2 separate regions of the Mus musculus genome follow, and region 1 is linked to region 2. Evidence: chromatin loops called from intact Hi-C (ENCODE). Cell type or tissue: heart. All regions are shown on one strand. Links, peaks and the distances in the headings refer to the core of each region. The heading gives the core; the rest is flanking DNA.

What was found. Hi-C counts contacts between places; a loop is a spot of excess contacts. Peaks named below come from ENCODE experiments on the same cell type or tissue, not always from the same donor. Only the 100,000 strongest peaks of a DNase experiment are listed, where the experiment ranks them.
Region 1: it touches region 2 in a loop (2.1-fold over the local background); 3 of 42 quality-filtered maps call a loop at or near these places.

Annotation. Positions count from the first base shown.
Region 1 is chr3:68,715,609-68,723,366 of GRCm38, reverse strand. No RefSeq gene overlaps it. Among named protein-coding and RNA genes, the nearest start is that of Il12a, 28 kb to the right of the region's middle. In heart, for the core only: CTCF peaks have their summits at 2,898 (motif pointing right), 4,725 (motif pointing left) and 5,840 (motif pointing left); no DNase peak of the experiment used is centred there.
Region 2 is chr3:68,866,371-68,874,128 of GRCm38, reverse strand. 1110032F04Rik (RIKEN cDNA 1110032F04 gene) reads right to left here and starts at 4,543. Exons shown (of 1, transcript NM_001167996.1): 1 at 1,966-4,543. The coding sequence starts at 4,421. The coding sequence ends at 3,678. In heart, for the core only: a CTCF peak has its summit at 3,738; a DNase peak (open chromatin) is centred at 4,418; H3K4me3 peaks cover 2,427 bases; H3K27ac peaks cover 2,542 bases; H3K27me3 peaks cover 850 bases.

The sequences.
Region 1 (7,758 bases), core at 849-5,848, 150 kb after region 2:
AAAAATTAAACCAAATCAGTAGATTTGAAAAGGGAACATAGAGGAGGAAGAGGGAGAGTCCCATATAGGAAACATAAATTCCGTTTATTTTCCAATCTAAACAGCTGGCCGATTTATTTGCTTCCTGGTTCTCACAGATGAAAATGACAATAATTTGAAACCAAGTATGCATTTTTATTTTAATTTTGCAAGCATTTATTTCTAAGGAAGACCATAAGGCGTTTGTATAATGGTGTGTACCAGGAGGCTGAACATGCAAACTTGGTGGTCCACACTTCCACAGTAAGTCCCTGAGCACAGAGATATTCTGATACTCCGAATCTAAGGCCCCTGAGCCTGCTGGGCTGATGTTCCTCACAGAACAGAGGATTCTGGGGGCTCTGAGGTGGCCTTGCCCTGATCTCCACAACGTCATATAGGAATGTTTATTAAGGCAGGTCAGACTTTGTTTCACTATTGACTTGATTTGTAACTTTTAAATACAGATAGTTATCAGCTTGGAAAGGTTCAAAGAACCACTTTTTAAAACTTCTCAGTGGTAGAAAATATAAACTGGACTTAACATTTTGGATTTTGCCAGTTTAGGTTTATAGATTTTAGGACCTCTCTGAGTGATTAGATTTGCTGTCAGTTTTGGGAACCAATGGTTTATCTGTTTTGTTTTTCATATGGTAGTGAGGATCAAGGCTAGGACCTTACTGATGTTAGGGAAAATGCTCTACTTCTCACCCAATGCCTAGTTTAAGGTGTAAATGTGGGGGAAAGTGATTTTATAGCTCTGTTGAACTGGTTGAAAACCTGCATTCAGACCCTATAGGTGGAACAACAATATGAACTAACCGCGTACCCTGGAGCTCCTATCTCTAGCTGCATATGTATCAAAAGATGGCCTAGTTGGCAATCACTGGAAAGAGAGGTCCATTGGTCATGCAAACTTTATATGCCCCAGTACAGGGGAAAGCCAGGGCCAAAAAATGGGAGTGGGTGGGTAGGGGAGTGGGGGGGGGGTAATGGGGGACTTTTGGGATAGCATTGGAAATGTAAATGAGGAAAATACTTAATAAAAAATATTATAAAAGAAAAAAAAGAAAACCTGCATTCAGGCATTTGTGCTTAACAGCTGCTTACAGAACTTCAGAAAGTTTATAAATCTCAAGAAGCAAATGAGGGAGCTCCTGGGGCAGGACATGTCTCATGGACTCCAGGTGAAGTATCCCCAGATGTGGAAGAAGACAGCTGTAATTGGGGCAATAGGCGCTCTCTGTTCCTCCCAGAATAGCACTGATACATTGTTCAGTCCATTTGGCATTCAATAAGAAAATAACATAGCCTGATGGATCAAGTGTGTGAGCGTGCGCGTGTGAGTATCCGTGTGTGCGTGTGTCCATCACAAAAGCGTCTTAAGGAAGGGTTTAATTTTGGCTCATGGTTCCTGGCTACAGTCGGCCCATCGTGGTCAGAAGCCGCGGCAGCAGGAGTGACAGGCAGCTGGCCACACTGCTTTGGAACTCAGCAAGCAAGGGGTGCACTCAGCTCACACTCTCGGACTTAATCTGTGTGGTGACCCAGCCTGTGGAGCGGCGTTTACATTCAGGGTGCTTCCTCAGTCAAACCTTTCTCAGTTAAAGTCCCCACAGACATGCAAAACGGTGAGCTTCCTTGCTGACTCCGAATCTTCTAGAGCAGTGGTTCCCAACCTTCCTAATGCTGCGACCCTTTAACCCTCACGTTGTGGTGACCCCCGGCCATAAAATTATTTCGCTGTTACTCCATAACTGTAATTTTGCTACTGTTTTGAATAGTAATGTAAATATCTGTTATGTTGGATCCGTGATTTGCAACTCTCGAAAAGGTTGCAACGCGTAGGTTGAGAACTACGGCTCTAATGTTAACAATGAAGACTAAACTTCACACTGGGTTATTTATGAAGAACAAAAATTCATCTCTTTCAGGTTCTGGAGGTTGGGGAACCAAGGTCAAGGAGGACTCTAGGTGTCATTATATGGTAGAATTGAAGCCCCTTTACCAGGGCACTAATCCACGCCGGGAAAGCCAGCCCTCAGTCCATGAGGTTTGGAAAGGACTGAACATTCAAACCACAGTATCCTTTTGCTTGGCAGAACCCCGAACATTACCAAATGGGTTCCCGAGGTTGCAGAGTGTAGACAAGCAAACAAACAGCTTCAGGACACGAACCTGTGAATCAGCCCAGGGCAGCCCACTGGGAGGCTTGTGAGCAGGCAGGTATGCTTTGTGCAGCACTGGTGCGGTGCCTGCACGCAGAGTCTTGGACAGAACACAAAGGGCCTTGGGCGGGACAGCGGTTCCATTCTGAGAGCCCGCACGCACTCTGTGAAAGGGCGTCCCACAGGTTATACTGTCCCACAGGTTACCTTTACTGGTAGCGTGTACCGCCTTCGCAGTTGATTCCCTTCCTGCAGCTGTCCTCTGCACCTACAGGGCACAGAACCTCCTAGTGACAATTAGCCTCGTTATCCACTGGTGACAACCAGTGCGCACATCCTCAGGACCGGAGTATGAGGCCCACAGTCTGTACGTGTAGGATAGGTTGCAGCCTCTTCAGGAACAGTCAGTCAGTGCTCTCTTACCATCAACCCGGAAGGCAAGAGCACCCCAGATTTTGCTTTACAAATACAGCCACACTAGGTATGCCTTCCTAGCCTGGCAGGAACGCAGAGACGATGTGCCTCGGGCCCCCAGGCCTGGGGTCTCTGTACATCCACGGGAGGTCTCTGAGGATGCACAAAGTCAGGCCAAGGTGCTGGTATGGAAGACAGGCCTGCTGTACACGTGGTTCTCTCTAATTCTAGGGCAGCTCTCCATCGCAGCCTGTGTGGATTTGGCCAAGACCCTCTGTCCTCCGAACTGCAGTTCTCCCCTGACCAGGAGGTGGCAGTGCGCCGGGCTCCAGGCGGGCATGCAGTGTGCTTGCTTGAGGATGTCAGAGCAGAAAGTCCCTCGGAACATGGGAAGGTTGGGGTCCTTGTTCCAGGCTCTAAGATGCAGCCGGTGCACATTCTATGGAGACGTGGCCAAGTGCCTTGCGGTTGCAGCCATGGCTGAACTCGGTGTTACCTACTTGCAGATATTTAAATAAAACTGGTCATTTGTTTCTTCAAGTGTATGGAAAATATCTTCATTATGCTTCCCAAGAGTATACCTGATTTTCATTACTGCAGTTTTAAAGTCGGACAGGTTACAGAGCCCCGACAGCAGGTTTTTGGTTTGAGTATTCCTTCCATTGAGACTAGGGTCTCTGGAGTTGGATAGCTGTGAGGTGATTTTATGTTTATGATGAAGTTGGAACTGTAGCAAATATCCAATGGAGTGACGGGATGATGGAGCTGACATAAAAATGTCTCTTCCTTTGTTGTAGTATGTGCGATACCCCTCCCCCGCCCCCCAAGGAACTAAAACCCATGGGGACAAGTCAGCTTCCTGGTCTGGCTGTTGGTGTCCAGGCCTCCCTGCATATTGGCTCCCCCCTTCTCGCTGTGAGACTTTCCCTGTCTGGAAGCTAAAGCTCACTGGCCTATGTTTTGTCTGCTCCACCGGGTCTTGAGAGCTTCTCATTCTCTCCTATCCACAGAGGAGATAAAGGGCTGTGTGTTAGGACATCCTCATGGTCAGCCTGCCTGGATTTAGGATCACCAGGAAAACGCTCCTTTTGAGGGGGTCTTGGCATTTCAAGGGACTTTAGGATATACCTCCCCTGAATGTGGGTGGTGCCGGTCCATGAGTTGGGCTGTTAGATGTAATTAAATACGAGGGGGGGGGGGAAGGAACATCAACAACAAGAAGAAACGTGATCAGCGCCCTCTCCATCTGGCTGCCTCGCTTTTCCACCTGAATGAGTTGGCCCCCTATAAACAGGAAGCTTAAAATTAACCCTCTTCATTGAAGTTACTTCTTGCCAGGTCTTTTCTCATAGCACAGAGACAAAAGCACTAGTATCCAGCACAGGGTATGCAGTGCTGGCTGAGGGAAAAGTATGCTTTTGCCACGGATGCAGATCTGGCTTTTAAGAGGACCTGTTTTGTGTAAGATTGGTTCACTCTGCATGCTCCTATAATTGGTTTAATAAAATGGACATGTGTAGAGACTGTATTACAAGATGCAAAGGTTGCAGCTGCTGGATCCGTTTTTTTTTTTTTTCCAGGACTATCACTGAAACCATATCTCCCAGTTTCAAGTTCGTGTTTCCCCAAGCTCTTTAGAACAGCAACTTAAATAGCAGGAGGACCTACGGGTGAAATGAGAGAGCTCGTGTATTTTCTAGAACCACGAAGCTTGGGAAATAATAAATGCGTGGAGGATTCAGTGTGTGACAATTCTTGTAGGGAAGGGGACTGTACCATGCTATGGCAGTTGACACTACAGGGTGCAGCAGAGGGGAGAAGGGGAAACAAGGCACGAACTGTTAGTGGCCAGCGGCAAAAGTATCATTTTCTATTTTCAAGCTGTGTGATCCTGAGGTAGTTAATTAACATTTCTGAGCCTGAATCTCTGCCTTGGTAAAAATGATTCTCATAGACGTCTTAAAATTATTAAGTGAGGACTGGAGAGATGGCTCAGTGGTTAAGAACACTGACTACTCTTCCAGAGGTCCTGAGTTCAATTCCCAGCAACCACATGGTGGCTCACAACCATCTGTAATAGAATTTGCTGCCCTCTTCTGGTATGTCTGAAGACAGCTACAGTATACTCATAGACATTAAAAAAACCAAAACTAAAACTAAAACAAAACAAAACAAACAAACAAACAAACAAAAAAAAACCCCATAAAACAAACCCCGATTACACAAGAACAAGAGCTTATGAGTACACATATGTTTAAACACTGTGTTCTTCCTGTCTGTCCCTCCACTCCTAGGAGATTCTGACTCAGGCCCAGGAAGAGTCTTCCTGAGACATGAGATGCATGTATTTATCACGCTGGTCCTTAGGGCCTGTCTTAAGAAATGCTATTCTGCGACAGTGGGAGATGCTTGGCCAGTTTTTATATCTTGAACTAGCTGGATACTAAAGTAGCCCTGAGCCTAGCCAGCTCTGAGCTTGGGTTCCTTAATATAATTTTTTAAAGTTAATTTTAAGTCAGCATGCAAAATGTTTCTGTTACATCCTCTGTCCACTCCAACGGCTCTTTGTATCACTATCCCGGCTCTACACCCTGGTTTCGGCAAGGTTTTCTAACCCTGTTGCAACCAGCCACCGTAACCTTCCCTTATGTCACTGTGTGTAATTGATGTATGATCTGAGAGTTAATATTGGTCATTAATACTGGGGGAAGCCATGTTTTTAATGGCCACGAGTACCACGTCAAAGCATCTCTCAGTGACGTAAGGTTGGGCATAGCTTTAAGTCTGCTGCTTTTAAATAACCTGACATTGTAGGAAGATGTGAAATTCATCTATGTCACTTGCATAGCTTGCTCACAATATACCTCACAGATATGCACAATTGTTACGTTAATCAAAATTTTGAAAAAATTAACAAGATAGAAATGTTAATTCTCCTTTTATGAACAATATACATTGTATACACATTTCAAATTATTCAATGGGCCCCATAATTCTGTACAATTAAAGAAACCTTTTTTTTTTTTTTTTTTTTTGAGACAGGGTTTCTCTGTATAGTCCTGGCTGTCCTGGAACCCACTCTGTAGACCAGGCTGGCCTCAAACTCAGAAATTCGCCTGCCTCTGCCTCCCAAGTGCTGGGATTAAAGGCATGCGCCACCACGCCCAGCTTAAGGTAACTTTTTAAAGGCTCTTTTAAATTGTGAGCACGAAGGAGTGAATGGCGCCATCTAGTGGGCTTCCAGATACATGTCTGGCTGCTCTGACTGCTCTTAGCTCTCAAAACCTCTGCATCAAAATGCCCCTCCCTTGCTTGTGAGTGGCACTTATTTCTAATGATGCTTTTCAGAATGATCCCATTCTGTTAACCCTGAACCCAGTCTTCTGATAGAATACAAATAAGCATCAATCAGCAAAGCAGTAACATATTTCTATTAAAGGAATCAGTCTGGGGGTAGGGTGGGGAGCTGGCGTTGCGGAGAGAGAGCTACTCAAACTTGGGGACCCGAGTAGGAACCTCCCGAACTTACAGAAAAAGCTGGATGTGGTCACAAGCACTTGTAACTTCAGCGCTGTGAGGGGCGGAGACAGGAGGATTGCTGGGGCCGCCTGGCTGGGAGCCCAGCTTCAGGACCCGTCTATATCGACTCCACAATGCAGGAGTTACAGGCACGTATAACCGTGCCTGTAAAATCATGCCTGCAAAATCATGCCTGCCTCTTACATGGGTGCTGGGGATTCGAACTTGGGTTCTCATGCTTGCAAAGTGAGTGTTCTTGTCCACTGGCTATCCTCCAGCCTGATTTAATCGTTTTAAAGACAGGATGTTACTACATAGCCCGAGGTGGCCTTGAACTTGTGATCACAGGATACACCCGTCTCAGTAGCCCAGCTAGTTTAATTTCTTGGAAGCATTAAGTAAGTCTGTGCCTTATGAGATACGTGCGACATCTGCCCTTTTCTGGGCTAAGACAATAGCCAATTGATATTATTCATTTATGGTTTTGGACTCTCCCTTCAAGGATGTGTAAGGCTACCGGAGGCCATCTTGTAGAAGGGAAGCTGAGTCCAAGCGTAGTAAGTACATGGAGGTATCCAAAAGGAGCTTTGCGAGCACGGTGTTTGCCAGTGTGCAGGACGATACTGCACAGGCAGATGCAGAGCTTCTAGGACTCTTCTGCCCTCATTTGTACAGGTTGAAGCTTCATAAACACACGGAGAATGAAATGTTTATTTTGTTTTAGTAACCCCTCTGTCTCATCTGGCAAGTGATAGCAGCCATCCTCCCGCCTCTGAGCTACATCTCCTGTAGACTTTCGTCGACCTGTGCAGATCTTGTCTGCTGGACTGAGACCTGAGGACCGAATGAATGCGGTGAATTACCATCTGATGTTTAAACAGCAGTTTTCCTGTTTCACTGTACTTTCATATGCGACCGTAACAAAGAAAGCAATGGAGGTTGTTTGAGTTCAGAAAAACGTGTCAATAAACACCGGTAAGAAATACTGAATACTGACAGAGCAGCCTTTCCCAGAACTCTCTCCGCACAGAGCAATTCAAACACAGTTGTCTGGCATGCGCTACAGATTATATCTGGGAAAGGTCGAAAGCAAGGCAGGAGGCCATGTCAGAGTCAGATTGGGTCCTGTAGCTGTGGTCTGGCATCCAACAAGAATAAACATGTCTTATAAATGAAATGTAAATGTTTCTCACAGGAGGCATGGACTCGTGTCCAAGAACCATCCAGGGAACAAAATGCCCTGATGTAAAGGTCCTCTGCCTTATTTCTTGTTGCTTCTCTCACAGATCTCCAAGGCATTGTTTACTATGCACCATTCTTTTTTTTTTTTCTCGCTTCCCATTTTTTTTCTTGTGACTTTGAGAATAAATCTCTCCCAAATGACACCTTTCTCCTTCAAACACTTCAGTTGTATATTTTACATATGTCATTTTTACACGACAGTCACAGCTCCCACCTGGAGTTTTGCAACACTGTCTGCATGTTACTTTTTTTTTTTTTTTAGAATATGCATGTTTTATTCTGAATAATTTTGCATAATAAAAATGAAAGTACAAAATAATTAAGACACACAATATTTTAACAAGCTGAAATAAATTATGAGAGGAAGGAGTAGAGACTTTTCTTATAAAAGTTTAAA
Region 2 (7,758 bases), core at 1,579-6,578:
AAGAGGTAATATATACATAAGGACTGGAAGCAAAATAAGATTGCTGTTATGAAGAAAATGCAAAGGTTAAATTATGTTCATGAATATAGTAGAGAACACATTTTTGGAGCAAGATAGAAGAAGTATTGGCCATCTTTTCCAAGATATCTAGATGAGGAGCAGTAAAGAGATAGCAACAAGTCAGGGGCTATTGTGTTTGAGATCTAGAAACAGTAAGATCCCATCTTTTACTCAAAGTGGCAGAGAGGGGGAGGGGGAGGGGGAGAGGGAGGGGGAGAGGGAGAGGGAGAGTTCTACATATAAAAATTAGAGGGGCTACTGAATGAGTTCCAGGACAGCCAGGGCTATACAGAGAACCCTGTCTCGAAAAACCAAAACCAAAAAGTTTAATGAATAAAGAGGAAACACTTAACTTGGCTCAAAATATAAGCCTACAGAAGTCCGATGGAAAGAGTAAACAAAGAAAATGCTAGAAAATTACTCATTTGAAAGAGTTCTGTGCAAAGGGTGAAGCTGTAAGTCTAGTCTCATTGAATTACTCCAGTGAGAACCAATTGGAAGTGCTTCTGAGGTAAACCTAGAGAGACTGCAGAGCAAGAACACAGGAGAGAAGAGAGAGTAAGAAAGATATCAAAATCACGGGGATATTTAACTAAAAGCTTAGCTGATACTATTTGGGTTACGGACAAGCATTAAGTGTCGTCCCCCAAAATTAAAAGTGAATTTTGTAAGTAAGTAAAATCAGGCTCTATATGATTTTTATGAATAACCAAAGTACTGGTTTATTTAACACTTGATGATATTTATGGTGTTTTAAAGGGATCACTACATCCTCATTTCTGTGATTGGCCATATGAAAGGAAGGAGGGTTTTTTTCTACTACCAACGAGTCACGTTGGAGAGATGGTTCAGGCTTGTTACTCAAAATTCAACACACACACTCTTTCTCTCAACCAGGAAATCCAGGTTATTTACAATTTATGAAAAGCCATTATAGAATACTGTATAAATCTGAACATCACATTCATGCTGATAACATATCCATTTCAGCTCTGAATTCCACTTAAGAGAAACTATGTACAAAAATGGATATCGGGGTACTTATCATATTGCCTTTTAAACTGTTAAGAGAGGCCATTTCCTTTATATTGCCTTTGGCCTTTCCAATTGCATCTCCTTTTCCTTCTATAGAACGAACCTTCATGCCCTTTGGCATAATTGCAAATGTCATTTGCATGGTTGGAGCACCTGTGCATTTGCAGAATGTGGCAATTACTGGGCTTTTAAAACTCATTCTCTCTCGAGAAGACCTTTCCCCTTTGGTTATGATAGTGAACTCTCATAACAAATTGCATCTCACACAGCCTGTGATTACACATATGCACATTATTTGCATGTATATGTTCATCTAGCTTGTAAACTTCTGCATTATAGATGAGTTACCATATTTGGAATTTTTATTATCTTTTGTCGGGGGGTGGGGGGCGGAATGGTGAGAAGGCCTGAGGTTTTCTGGAAAACACGGTACTCTTGAATTCATTTGCCTAAGATATATATGCCCTAAAAATAAGCTCATTTTATGATTACTGATAGCCATGTACAGCACAATGTGCGATATCTGAGTAACATAAATATATAATTCAATATAATTATGTTTGGTTTAATCTTGTGTCACTTTCAGTTAATAGAGTCTCAACTACTAATGCTTTTCGCCTCTCAGTTCACAGTTTAAAATTGCTTTTCAACGAGAGATACATACTTCACATTTTAATATGAGTAAATCTGATAAAATTGTACAGAGCCTGGTATGGTGGCTCACACATGCAATCTCAGGACTTGGGAGACGGGGCTGAAAAGACAGGGCTAAGTTTGAGGCCTGCCTGGGTTACAGAGAGAGTCCCAGGCCAACCTGGTTTACAAACTGAGATCCTGTCTTTTAAAAAGAAATAAAAATGCACAGAGAAATAGTTTACTGTTTTTCTGCTTTAATACACTTCAGATGATTTTCTTTAATGACAGGGTCATTAGCTTTGAGAAGTTTAAAGCAAACCATTCTTTTTATTATAATCCATACATTAAAAAAGTTCCCAGGACATCAGACTTTTTCAATCACCCTTTAAAAGTTAAAAGTAATCAAATCATTTTAAAAAATCCAAACCAGCTAATTGGAGATTTCTTGGGCCCACCCAGCTTCTTCAATCATAGACCCATGTGGGTAATCTTTCTTGACAACTGGTATACTTCACGCTTCTCCAGAGGAAGCTGGACTTCTTGCCACCCTTTCCTCCCATGCTAGCCGTAAGCCACCACAGCTATATGGCATACAATGTATATAGTGTACACAGACATTACCATATGTACATTATACATGATGCATTAAAATGTGTCTTATTACCCTTTCCTTAAAGGGAATGTCCCAGAATGGTAAATCTAGTAAAATGATACCACTTAATTTTAATAAACATAGGTTGGGTGAATCCATCTTTGGACATTACTGAAAAGTTTCAGACTTAAATGAAAGTTACTAGTCCATTTTTATGTTTAGAATCACATTGCAGAATGTATCTCAGATGAAAAATAGAGAAGGAAATACAGGCAAGCCATCTTGCTACATGGTGTGGTATATATATATATATATTCCTTTTACATGATTCCATGATGAATGATACAGTTCAGAGCCAGGCTACATAATGTACACAGTTATTATAAAAAGTTATGTATTATGCTTCAGTACTAAAAATAAAATATATTCTCAAATAGTGAAAATAAGATATCCTTCATGTTTTTATGTCACATTTCCTGCTTGACCCTGACCTCCGCTTAATGAAATGATGTCCAACACTGTATTAAACAGTGACAGCACGTGGGCGATTTCTTGACAGTAACTGGCCTAAAACAAAACTGATTATCTTGTCAATTTGTTGAACTGTCTAATGCATGACAAAATATAAAAATAAAGGACAAAGATAAACAGTCTACATACTGAAAAATCAAAGTCCGCTGGTACCACATTACAAATACGGTCTGGACATCTTGAACAGATGCAGCCACTAAGCCATCCATCATGGTACCCCTTCCCCAACAAAACTGTGAGCCAGGAAGACACCAAAGGGTTTTCTGGGTCCTTTTCAAGGGATCGCATCACAGTCAAGCGCTGCTTCTACAGACTGCATGCAGCAGTCACTGGTCGTGGTCCAGAGCCAAAGGCTCCTCACCATTATGTCCTGGGAGACCGTGACCGGTCCAAGCAGGAGAGCAAGGAATGGACCTATGCTCCTTCCCTTTTAACAACAGTAAAGCAAGCCGCTGGTCTCTAAACACACCAAACGGTTTACCTGTTCTTTTGGATTGGAGAAGCAGGCACTTACAGTGAACACAAGGGGAGGCATGGCAGAGGGCGGGGACGACCGTCCAAGAAGAGCTGGGGGCTAGTCCTAAGCCATTGCCCCGCCGAGCTGCCCAGCCTTGAGCCCAAAGAAACATAGAAAACCACAGATTCCCCGGGAAGCGAGAGGGAGGGGACTGACCCCAACCCAGGCGCGGGGCTACAGGTTGTACGGGGATGCTAGGTGTGGTCAGAGGCAGTCAGTGGCGGCCGCCAACACACCAGCTGTTGCGTGCCACCCGCAGCCCCCAACCTTGTAGGATCCGGGCGATCCCCATGAGGCTCCCTGAACTCAGATGAGCGGGAAACGGACCTGGCCGCCGTCGGAGTCCCCGGCACTGCCGCCTCGCGGGCGGCCGAGCACCGACACGGGCAGCACGACCTCCGCTGGGCTGAGCTGCTGCAGCCGCATGGACTCCTCATAGGTGGGCAGGTACTTGACCTCCTCGTAGCTGGGCAGCTGGAGAAACACCGGTGACACCACGTGCAGCTCGTGCTCCGAAACGCAGGAGGGAGGCAGGCGTCCGCCACTTCCTCGGCCCCGACCACCGCCACTATCCAACAGTGAGTCCTGCGAGCCCGCGGCCACCTCGTCGCGCAGCAGAGCGGGCGAGTCGTCGTCGTCGTCGGGTGGCCCCGCCGTCCCCGGCGGTCCCGCACCCCCGGGAGGCCCGGGTCGTGCCTGGCCAGGTCGCGCCTGGCCACGCGGGTACCTGCGTGGGCTGGGGCAGATGATGCGCTGCAGGAAGTAGCCGATGGCGAAGAGCACCAGCAGGATGAGCAGCCCAGAGAGCTTGCGGACGAACCAGCCCACGTTGTCCAGAAAGGCGTGGAGCGGCAGCTTGCAGCAGCGCACGGCCGTGGCGTTGGCCGAGTCGCAGCAGCGCTCCCGCTCACCGCACGCCAGCTCCGCGCAGCCCCCGCCGCCCCGCGAGGGCGCCACCAACGCCAGCGCCAACAGCAGCAGCAGCGGCAGCAGCGGCGGTGGCGCTGGAGCCACCGACAGGCCCTCGGCGGTGACCCCGGGACCCCACATGGCCGGCGCAGATCTCCGCTGGCGTCCGGGACCGCGAGGCTCGGAGCTCCGTCTGGCCCCGGCGCTGCGATGGGTCCCGCGCGCGCCGCCTCCCGCGCCCCGGCTACCTGCGGCCCGAGCGGTGCTCACTTGGCCACGCTGGGGCGGGAGGAGGAGCCCGGGGCGCGCCGAGGCTGCGGGAGGCGGCTGCTGCTCACCGCTGTCGCCGCCTCGGGAGCCTGTGACCTCGAGCCGTAGCGCCTGGGCGCCAGGGTCCCGGGAGAAGCGTGCGGAGCCGCGGAGATGAACAGAGCCGGCCTGCGCTGGGTCTCTCTGGGCATCTCGGCCGTTGCCCGCCGCGCTCTTCTTCCGGCACCTGGGTACCCCGCGGCGCTGGAAGGGTTAAGGCTGAGCTCTCAGCCCCGGAGCCCCTTGATCTTGATTAATTCAGCCGGCGCGCTCTTCCTCGCCAGACGGGCGGGGCGCGCTCTCTCACTAGCGTAGGTGTCTCAGTTTTAAGTGATTGGATTTCCCCGGGAATATTATTTAAATTGACTCGGACCGGGTTCCGCTTACCATCTTTCTTGTGATCTTTCTGATTAAAAATGAATGATGGCCATTAATGGCCAGTGCAGCCCCATTGCTGCCCTAAGGTTCTAGGGTGGGAATTGCTGGATAGTTCTGCTGACAGGTAGGTCCAGGTTGTTGGGGAGCGCGGACCCTAAGAAACTCCAGAACAGGTAAGAATTCTTTGGAGAGGCTCAAGTTACAGCCACAGAGGTAGCCCCAGAGGGACCGAGAAGCACTCTGTTGAGGTGACCCTGCTCACCAAGGAGAAGAAAGAAGACCTTTAGTTCTCAGAGACTCACCTGACCCAGCCCTCGGCTTTCCTGTACTCAAAGAGGACAGCAGAATTGTGGGGTGCAGGGGCTCCCTCCTGCAGCATAAATAGCCTATGTAGGAAGGCGGAGGGGAGCAGTAAGTGGTTGGCCAAGTTCCTGAGCGCGATCTGAAGGTCTTTTTCAAGGTTATTCTTGTTTGCAAAATCTGACTTTAAAGGAAACAAGTACTTTGTTTCCAAATAGTACTTGGGTCCGTTTCCCTTCATGTCACCCACCCCTGGAGGAAAGCTCAGCGCATCCAGACCCTTTGGGCATATATCTGTTGGGTGGTGGAGCCCCTGAGAAAGCTGCTTTGGTTGAGGCAGTATAAAACAGACACACTTACACAGAAGGACTCACTGACGAGGAAAACTAATAGGGAATTTTCAAGGTTGGTGTGAGAAAATAAGTAAAAGGACATACAGTGCCCGAACAGACTCAGCTATGACCCAGGCTTTCTCTTCTGAAGAGAGGAGGAGAGCAAGCAGAATGGGGTGGGGTTAATGGAGGTCAACCATGGGCCAGCTTAAGTGCAAAGTCTTCTGGTTCTTCTTTTGGTGGGAACACCATGCTTTGCTTGAACTTCAAAACGACGATGCTTTCTCTTCTAGGAGAAGTGTCTGTGAAACCTCCCTAAGCCCAGGCGTTTGCTAAGTTCTTGTGAAGCCAAAGCATTCTCTGGCTGTGCTCTGCGGGAAGGACTGAGGCCTAGTCCATAAAGCTTAAATCGACAATGCTTTCAAGCTATAGCCAGATAGGGGAATGTCAGAGTCAAGAGATTGACTCTGATAAAGTGCCTGTTGTATTATTTTCAGTCTCCCCCATTCCTTTCCCGAATTTACATTGAGAATGTATACTGAGTATGTTCTGTATTTGGGGAATCCTGCTAATTGATGAATAAATAATAGCCTCCCAAGAGTGGGGTGACCCCAGTTCTGCATACCAGTTTCAACTGATCAGAGAGAACAAATGCCAAATGTCTTCCTTCTTCATAACTTGCCCTAAGCTAAGATAAAAATTGATGTGTTTAATAGTCTCAGGCTAAGGGAAGCTCATGGCTTGATATGCCATGAGAGAAGTGCAGGGTCTCCTTGGGTTTTTAGAATTAGGGGTCCTAGGATTTCTGCCAGTCCTAGCAGAAGCAATGGCAGAAGGAAAGGGAGGGGGGACTCTGTGATTGATGAAAAGAGGAGGGCGGCCTGCTGGGTGGTGTCTTGAAATTTGAAACAAAGGCATTAAAATTTTAAATTACACTTTATATATTTATTGGGGGGGAATTATCTTCTTCCCCCATGGAAGTCCCAGGAATCAGACTCATGTCTCTGGCCTTGGCAGTGGTCACTTTTACAGTTCCAGGCATCTCACTGGACCCTAAACAATGACGTTTAACCTGTTTCGCTTCTGTCTTCTTTTAGTGAGTTAGAATTTGTTGGCAGATCTTTAGGACACAGTTAAAGAACACAGGCCTTGTATAAAATGAAATACTGAGAAGCCTTGCTTCCATGAAAGCAAAGGAAAGTGAGTATAGAACGGAGTTTTTATTTTTGTTTTCCAAACTGGTAGTCCCAAAGTGTCATCTCTTAGACCCCTCTGCAGACACTCTTGAGTCTCGGGGCCCTTGGTTTCACCTAATCCATCTTTATTTGCAGACTAATGCATTGTGTGCAGCTTTCCGAAGGGAAGAAGAGCAATCCGAGTGCTCCACGTTGCTGCGTTCATTCCTCAGATGCCTTTGCTTATATCTAACTTGCAAATGAGTAGGACAGGAAGACAGAAGTTAATCACATGTCTCATAGGAGTTTCATAGGAAAAAGTGCATTTTGTTAAAATTTGCACTAGATTGTGCTAATAAGTACACGGGGGTGGGGGAAGATAGTGAAAGGTGACTGACTTTGATCTAAAATGCATGCTTTGTTGGAATACAGTTTGGTAAAAATAAAGAACATTACGAGCTGGGGAAGGAACTGGGTTTGGATCCCTGGCAGCCATATAAAAAGCTGGGTGGGTCAGCACAGATCTGAGGAGGTGAAGAAAGCCAGGTCCTGCAAGCTTGCTAGGATCAGTGAGCTCTAAGTTTTGAAAAAGACTCTCGAAAAATAAGGTAGCTGTCAACTAAAAAGACACCTGATATCAACCTCTGGTTTACACGCGCGCGCGCACACACACACACACACACACACACACACACACACACACACACTTAAGAACATGAGCTGAGCTGCTCATAGTGACAGATGTGTTCCTGACAGCTTGAGATAAACCAAGTGGATCCATCATGAATCCATCATGCATAGCGCATCACACGAGAACGGAAGGTCATTTCCTCTCATGTGTGCTGCCCAGGGTTTCTTGCCTTCAGGCCTGAGAAACAACAACCCTAACCTTTTCACATCCCTTCTTCAAAATGTCTAGGCATGGGCAGTTTGGAACATGTAAACAATCCGGACTGTAAGAAGCACTCAGGGTGTGCAGCATGG